Linked DNA regions of Homo sapiens: region 2 is linked to region 1. Evidence: read pairs that join two places in POLR2A ChIA-PET (ENCODE). Cell type or tissue: Caco-2. All regions are shown on one strand.

The links. Peaks named below come from ENCODE experiments on the same cell type or tissue, not always from the same donor. Only the 100,000 strongest peaks of a DNase experiment are listed, where the experiment ranks them.
Region 2: POLR2A ChIA-PET joins it to region 1 with 8 read pairs; 2 of 35 experiments call an interaction of 5 or more read pairs at or near these places.

Annotation. Positions count from the first base shown.
Region 1 is chr11:58,951,276-58,955,275 of GRCh38, reverse strand. GLYATL1 (glycine-N-acyltransferase like 1) reads right to left here. Exons shown (of 7, transcript NM_001389712.2): 5 at 380-506; 6 at 1-100. The region is part of intron 5 of GLYATL1-AS1 (GLYATL1 antisense RNA 1); the gene reads left to right. Among named protein-coding and RNA genes, the nearest start is that of GLYATL1, 14 kb to the right of the region's middle. In Caco-2, no CTCF peak of the experiment used is centred here; no DNase peak of the experiment used is centred here.
Region 2 is chr11:59,253,741-59,257,740 of GRCh38, reverse strand. It overlaps the pseudogene WARS1P1. Among named protein-coding and RNA genes, the nearest start is that of MPEG1, 43 kb to the right of the region's middle. In Caco-2, no CTCF peak of the experiment used is centred here; a DNase peak (open chromatin) is centred at 2,150.

The DNA.
Region 1 (4,000 bases):
ATATCTTCCGTAACCAAGAGGAGTGCTCTCGAATGCTCTACTTTCACTGACTTTGAAAATGTAGCCACTCTTATCCCCTCACCTAAACTTTCTTGAAGACCTGGGAAGAAAGCCAAGAAAGCAATCTTGTCAGACATGGAGTTCTCTACTTACACTGCTCCCACCTGATTAATACCTCAGTGCTTAGTAGTTCTCAAACTTGAGTTTACACCACAGTCAGATGGAGTCCTTGTCACACCACAGATTGCTCCACCTCTCCCAGTCCCCAGAGTTTCTGTGAATTTACATTTCTAATGAGCCCTCAGGTGATGCTAATGCTGTTAGTTGAAGACACAATTTGAGAAGCACAGCTGCTTGCCCATTTCTTCAGACTCGTTACCTTGGATTTGGAGTCTCTGTTTCCAGTTTACGATCTCACAATTTTTCAAAACTTCTTCTGATTTTTGAGGCTCTTTGGAGAACATACGATATACGTTTGTGTATGAATCCATGTCATCAGTCATCTCCTGTATTGGATGATATAAGATCAGGTCATTCCCTTGAACTTTTTCTTCACCTCTCACTGGTTGCAATTATCAGAAAAATGAAAGTTCAAAAGAAAATTTTAACAGTGGCCCATGATGGCTGCAGTTGGGCACATCGATAATAAAACCTAGGCCTATAAGCTACCGCTGACCTCTTACCTGTGTAACTGGAGTTTGTTAAATATTTAACACTGACAAGTATTGGTTATAAACCTCCTTATCACATGCAGAACTAAGACAGGATGAAATCAGTCACCCTCCACCAGGCCTTAAGATGCCTCACCTTTCTCCCTACCCACTCAACTGCACACATACCCTATTTTATATATAGCATCACCAAGCACCCAGCAGAATAAAAAAATGCAACAATTGCTTCTCTCCCTGCTTCTCTTACCACCTGTGCCAAACGGATACTCCTGTTATATATACTGTGCCCCAGGTAACCTACTGTGGGACACATTCTGGGTTGTACTGAGTTTGTGTTGTTAAGAGTTAAGTCCTTAAACTTGGCTCAAAATAAATTTAACTGTGATTTCTCTAATTTTTAGTGCCTACTGTTTCACCAGACACCTAGAGTCAATAGTGTCCTAGAATCTACGGTGTCCAGGGCTTGAGCAAGATACTTTAGTGAATATAAACACTAACGAGACCTTGCCTTTTCTCAAGCCTACAGGATATCAGCCTATTTGAAAAGTGACACTGGCTTTACACCCAGAAGCCCACAAAATAGAATGATGTAACTGAATTTTTTGGTAGCTCTCTGGGTAATTTATGTGGTGTTAGACTCTTGGGTTTGAAAGAAAGAGACTCGTGATCCCATTCTGGCATGACAGAAACTTCATTGGAAGATGAGGATGTTTCTCTGGGAAAATATAAACAATAAGTGTGAGCGTTTTAGCAGTGAATGTATTAATATTATGTTGGAAATTGTATTGCTAAAGAGTTAAAGAGAAAATAGTGTAATTAATTTAAAGAAACCTTCAAGAATTTCAGGGTGCTTTTATAAATGCAAGTTCCTGAATATGGTCAAACCCAAAACGTCAGTGAATTTAGAAGAGTAGATGTTTTAAAAGACCTGATTTTAAAAGAATGACCAAAAATAGCCAAGTAAATAGTCAAGGAAATATATAAAAGAATATCAAAGTAAACTAGAAAATAACAAATGGAACAATTTGTAAAAATGAAAGCTATAAATAATGAAATGGAGAACAAGACATAGTGCAAAGGATATATAAAGCCAAAAGTTCATTTTTAAATGGCAAAAACAGAGAGAGAAGAAGAAAGAGAGAGATAAACTTCTGGTAAGGCATTTATTAAAAGAAATACAAGAGAAAGAGAAAAAAGCAAAAAAAAAAAAAAAACAGACTGTAAGCTATGAGAACAGAAACAGAAGAAACAGAGAAAAGAACAAAAGACTTCTAATAGAAGACTACATACTACTCCAAGGCAAGATATTTACTGATAAAAGAAATGGATGTTATCCCTCAAGAATAAACTATCAATATTGACTTGCAAAAAAATAGAAATCCTGAACAAACTAATAGAAAATATCAGAAATGAAATTAAACATCTACCTTTTAAAAAGTAGACAAGAGTTATGGCCTCCAGCTTCAGCCATGTTGCTACAAAGGACATGATTTTATTATTTTCTATTGCTGTGTAGTATTCCATAAAAATATATGTATCAAGTTTTTTTTATCCAGTCTACCTTTGATGATCACCTGGGTTGATTCCCTGTCTTTGCTATTGTGAACTGTGTAGCAATGAACATACAAGTGCATGTGTCATGTTGGTAGAATGATTCATTTTCTTTTGGGTATTTACCTAGTAAAGACATTGCTGGATCGGATGGCAACTCTGTTTTAATTTCTGTAAGAAATTTCCAGACTACTTTCCACAGTGCAATAATCCTAAGCAAATTACTGCTGTAACAGAAAATCAAATATCACATGCTCTCACTCATAACTGGGAGCTAAGCATTGACCACACATGGGCATAAATGTAGGAACAATAGACAGTGTGGACTACCAGAGGGTGGAGTAAAAGGGGCTGGGTTAGAAAACTACCTATTGGGTACTATGCTCACTACCAGGATGATGGAATCTGTCCATACTCCAAGAATCAGCATCATGCAATCTTCCCATGTAACAAATCTGCACATGTACCCCCGTATTTAAAAAGAATGTTGAAATTAAAAAATAAAATGTAGCCAAAATCAGATTATTTTACATTTAAATTCTACATAAGCCAAAAACAAACACATGATTTTAATAGTAGACTTTGGTAACAGATGAAAAGATCCTAATGCCAAATCTGGTAAGGAAATAACAAAAAGAGAGTTATGACAACATTCCCTTATGCATGCAGATACAAAAATTATGAATAAAATATTCAGTAGCATATACAAAAAATGTGAATATGAACAGTTGGTTTTAGAAAGGCCAGGATGGCTTTGATTGGAAGGTCTTTTAGTGTAATAAATTAGAGGAGAAAAAAATTACATGAGTGTATAAATTGCCAAATAGAAAAGACAAAAATTAAATAACATAAAATTTACCCTCCATTCTAAATATAAGTTCTATGAAAGTAGGAGCAACAGGAAAATGCTCTAAACCTGCAAATACAGAATCAAATGTAATTCCAAATGTAAGCTTTTATAGCTATTTAAAATCAGGGATGAGACAAGTATAGAACTATTATTAGTTGGAATTGTTTCCTTAGGTTGCATATTATGCAATAATGCAAGAAACTAAAAACCCATACAAATACTGGCAAAGCAGCAGCAAATTACTTTGTTTGTAGATTACAGTATTACACATTTAGAAAATCCAAGAGACTTCGACAAAAAAACAAAACAAATAATGCCCCACACAAACAGGATTTTAAACAACAGTGGGACATATTTGGAAATCAAGACTACAAACACAAAGCAATAACAAAATAATAATGCTCAGAAATATAACAGGAAAATAATTTAATAATCTTAACAAATAGTATAAAATACCTAAGGGTAAACTTAATGGAAAAATCACTTAGTTTATCACAGGAAAACACTAACATTTTACCAGATGGCATAGAATGCAAACTGAAAAAAAGTGAGAAAAAGACCATATTTCTTGATGAAAAAATTTAGTGTCACAAAAATATTAATTCTTCCAAAATTGTCGAAAAATGGTCCTCCAATACCAATCACAACTCGAATAGTTATTTGGGATAGTTGGTGGGGAACTGGAAGAATTAGTTTATGTTCATATAGCTATTAAGTTTATAAGAAATAGGAAAGTAAAAAAAGATTGGTGAAGGGTGATTTGCTTTATTAGATATTAAAATTTACCACAGAAACAATGAAATAGCATGAGAAAAGACTAGAAAAAATACAGAAACAGATACAAAAATATATAACATGTTATACGACAAAATAGACATTTATATTTCAGTAGGGAATGACTTATTTAAGAAATGGTACTAACATAATT
Region 2 (4,000 bases), 300 kb before region 1:
CCTGGAAACTGGCTAGGGGCCCAAGTGTGGAAGTCAAAGGTGTGAGTGCTGTCACATTCTGGACCATAGAAAGGCCAAGGTGCACAGCCGGCAGCCCCACCATTGTTCCTTCCTGCAAAGCCTGAGCTACCATGGGGCTCACTGCAGGAGAGGCGGGGGGCAGATTAGCTTTGTGCTCCCCCATCGTCAGAGATACAGGAGACTAGAGTTGGGAAAGCCAAAGCACTAATTGAACTGAAACTTGGGAGAGGAGTTTGGGAGATCCTCCTGCCTCGGCACTTTGGGAGGCAGAGGTGGGAGGATTGATTGAGGCCAGGAGGTCAAGACCAGCCTGGGCAACTTAGTGAGACATAGTGAGCCCCTGTCTCTACAAAAACAATTAAGGAATTAGCTGGTGTGGTGACATGCACCCAAAGTCCTAGGAGAGTGAGGTGGAAGGATCACTTGAGCCCAGGAGTTCGAGGTTACAGTGTACTATGACTGTACCACTGCACTCCAGCCTGGGTTACAGGGCAAGATCCTGTTTCTAAAAAAATAAATAAATAAAAGAAAAAGGATGAGTAAGCCATCCTCAGAGGAAAGGAGATGGCAGGGAGGGCAGCTGGCTCTTTGGGACAGGTAGTGGGGTGTTAACAGGGGACAGAAAAGCAGCACCCAACCCAACTGGCTTCTGCCTTCTCCACCATGGAAAGCAGAACAAGAAGGCACGAGAATAAGGCAATAAGGGAAAGCAAAACCCACCAAAAGTGAACAGGTAGAAAGGGCCTGCAGGCAGGTCTCCGCTTAAAAACAGGCAAAGTTTAGGAGCTGAAAAATTCTAAAACTAACGAAATGACTTTTAGGAATCATTGAAGATAATCATGGCGTAATTAGGGCTAAGAGGTGGGAAAAATAAAAGTCAGCAAAGATTGGCACAATTCCTTCAACATTCTTTCAATGAGCATTTGAGAAAGCTCTAATATACAAAGATCATACAAATTTTCTTTTTTTTTTTTTTTTGAGGCAGGGTCTCTTCTCTGTCACCCAAGCTGGAGTACAGTGGTACGATCACCGCTCACTGCAGCCTTGACCTCTGGGGCTCAGGTGACTCTCCTGCCTCAGCCTCCCAAGGAGAATTCCAGAGCAGATTCTTAACTGGATAACTTGGGATCGTGTAGAAGGAGCAGACGAATGTTGGGGCAAAGGCACAGGTCTCTATCTTGGCAGGGCACTGCCCAGAAGCTAGGCAGAGAAAGCAGCAGTCATGGGAGAGGCTCAGGCAAGGCCCTGCAGGAGGGGCTGGCACCATGTAGGCTGGCTGGTGGGTGGGCCTGCGGGGCTGAAAAAAAAATAGCAAATGGATGTTTATCTTCCCTTTCCTTAAGAAAAAAATAAAAAGGAAAAGAAAAAGAAAAGAAAAAAAAAAAGAGAAGGCCTTCTCTCATCTTTAAAAGGATTAGCCCTGCTACCTCCCAGTGAGAATTAAAAATGAGATAACATAAATAAGGCACCCGGTCCAGCCCCTGGAACACAGCTGATGATCAGAAATATACAAAACTCATTTTCATTGTTTAATAATATCCACATTAATTATAACTTTAAGAACATCGTCGTGACTTTGCTTCTAGTACAGCGTTGGTAAGAAAAGCAGAAAAGGAAAAAAAAATTGTCTGGGCGTGGTGGCTCATGCCTGTAATACAAGCATTTTGAGAGGCTGAGGCGGGCGGATCACCTGAGGTCAGGAGTTCGAGATCAACCTGGTCAACATGGAGAAACCCCGTCTCTACTAAAAAATACAAAAATTAACTGGGTGCAGGGCCTGGGGGGGCATGCCTGTAATCCCAGCTACTCAGGAGGCTGAGGCAGGAGATTCACTTAAACCCAGAAGGCAGAGGTTGCAGTAAGCCAAGATCATGCCACTGCACTCCAGCCTAGATGACAGAGTGAGACTCCATCTCAAAAAAAAAAAAGAAAGAAAGAAAGAAAGAAATTCAAAATGTTAGCTAAATGAAAGGACACAAAACAAATTCATGTGATACCTGGGAATAGGGACAAGGCTGCCTTGAGTTCTGCAGGGAGCATAGTTGGGAATCCTGGACTCCTGGAATTCAGCATCGCTATGGTGGCTGGGGCCCAAAGGACTGTGCAATGGTGTGTGTTTGTGTGTGTCCCCCCGGGGCATGTTTCTACTCCCACTGGCTGTCCTGTGCCCTGGGCACTGCTCACCTTGGTCTTGATCTGCATGGCCATGTTGGTGAGGAAGATAAAAGAGCTGGGGTCACTGGCACTCATTTTGTTCTGGATGCCCTGCAGGTCAGAGAAGAAGGAAGAATGCAGCAGGACGGGTTTAGGATATCCGATCCTGGGGGCGATGTCCCTTGTCATTCTAAAGTAAAGATCCTACGGGGAGAGTAAGGATCTTCGAATTTGTAACTGCAAGACCTAATGGAGGTTTGTGGTCTTAATTCACGCTACCTGTGCAGTTCAAGGAATCTTTAGCTGATAACTTATTTTAAAGTCCCAGGTTGTAAGTTCCCTCAAATGCTAGTCAAAGCAAATGCAAATTATCTCCAAATTCTTAAAAAAGAATCTTAAACCCAGACTCAAACAATTCTCCCAAATAACCTTCTAAGGAAAGTTGGGTTATACAAATGTCCAAGTATACAAGGAAACAAGATCTTATAAATGAAAACCAAGAAGGCATGGCAATATCGGACCCATAAAGACATCAAGAAAAGCAATTGTCTTAAATCATGAAATAGATGCTACTGACATGTCAAAGAAAGAAGATGGGAGCCTGTAATCCCAACACTTTGGGAGGCTGAGGCGGGCGGATCACAAGGTCAGGAGATCAAGACCATCCTGGCTAACATGGTGATACCCCGTCTCTACTAAAAATACAAAAAAAGAAAATTAGCGAGGAGTGGTGGCATGCACCTGTGGTCCCAGCTACTCGGGAGGCTGAGGCAGGAGAATCACTTGAACCCAGGAGGCGGAGGCTGCAGTGAGCCGAGATTGTGCCACTGCACACCAGCCTGGGTGACAGAGCGAGACTCTGTTTCAAAAAAAAAAAAAAGGGAAATAAAATATGTGGTTAAAAGAACAAGAAAATAAGGTTTACTAAGGATTTCTGCATCATGCAGAATGGTGAATTATATATATCTAAATGACTCTCCTGTCTGAAACAACTGACATGCTGGATTTGAAACAAAATCATCTTAAATATGTATTTCCACTTAGTGAAAATGAGGAATAAGCTGAGCCACCAATGATGTGAAACCAGGAAACCAGGGAAGTAAACAAGGGCCAAAAAAGGCTTTCATTTTTGGGAGTCTTGCTGAAGCTGGTGACCTGGAGATCCTGCTGTGTAGACTATGTGTGTGGTGAAGGGTCAGAAGATCAAGTTCAGGGAACACTCCAGGTAATCTTGAAGACAACCTGCAGAGAAAACCCAGAGGGCTATATCTTCATTGTAAATAAGCAAGAATTCCCGTAGATTATGTTCAAGAAAATAAACAAACAAGAAAAATGTTATAGCTAAGAGAAAAAGCAAACATATAGAGTCAAGCCCCTGTAACTGAGAATCAGCAGGGAAAAAAACAGGCCATATAAACAGACGTGCAAACCCTTCAGATACTAGAATTATGAAAAGCAATAAGGCAGTTGGGGCTAGTTATGGCAAAACACAGATTGAATCTCCCCTAGAAAGAGATATGGCCTCCCCAGAGAGGGAAATACTGAGAATAGGTAAGAGATCTGGTGGCTCAGAGCATTGAAAGCTGATTAATCAAAAGAAAGAGGATGGCATATCTGTTAAATGGTATATTATTTGGCCATAAAAAAGGAATAGAGTACTGGCACATACTACATACAACATGAATGAACCTTGAAAACATCATGCTAAGTGGAAAAGCCATTCACAAAGGACCATAGGTTGTAAGATTCCATTTCAATGAAGCCTTTAGAATAGACAGATATTTCAAGACAGAAAGAGGATTAGTGGTTGCCTTGGGATACGGTT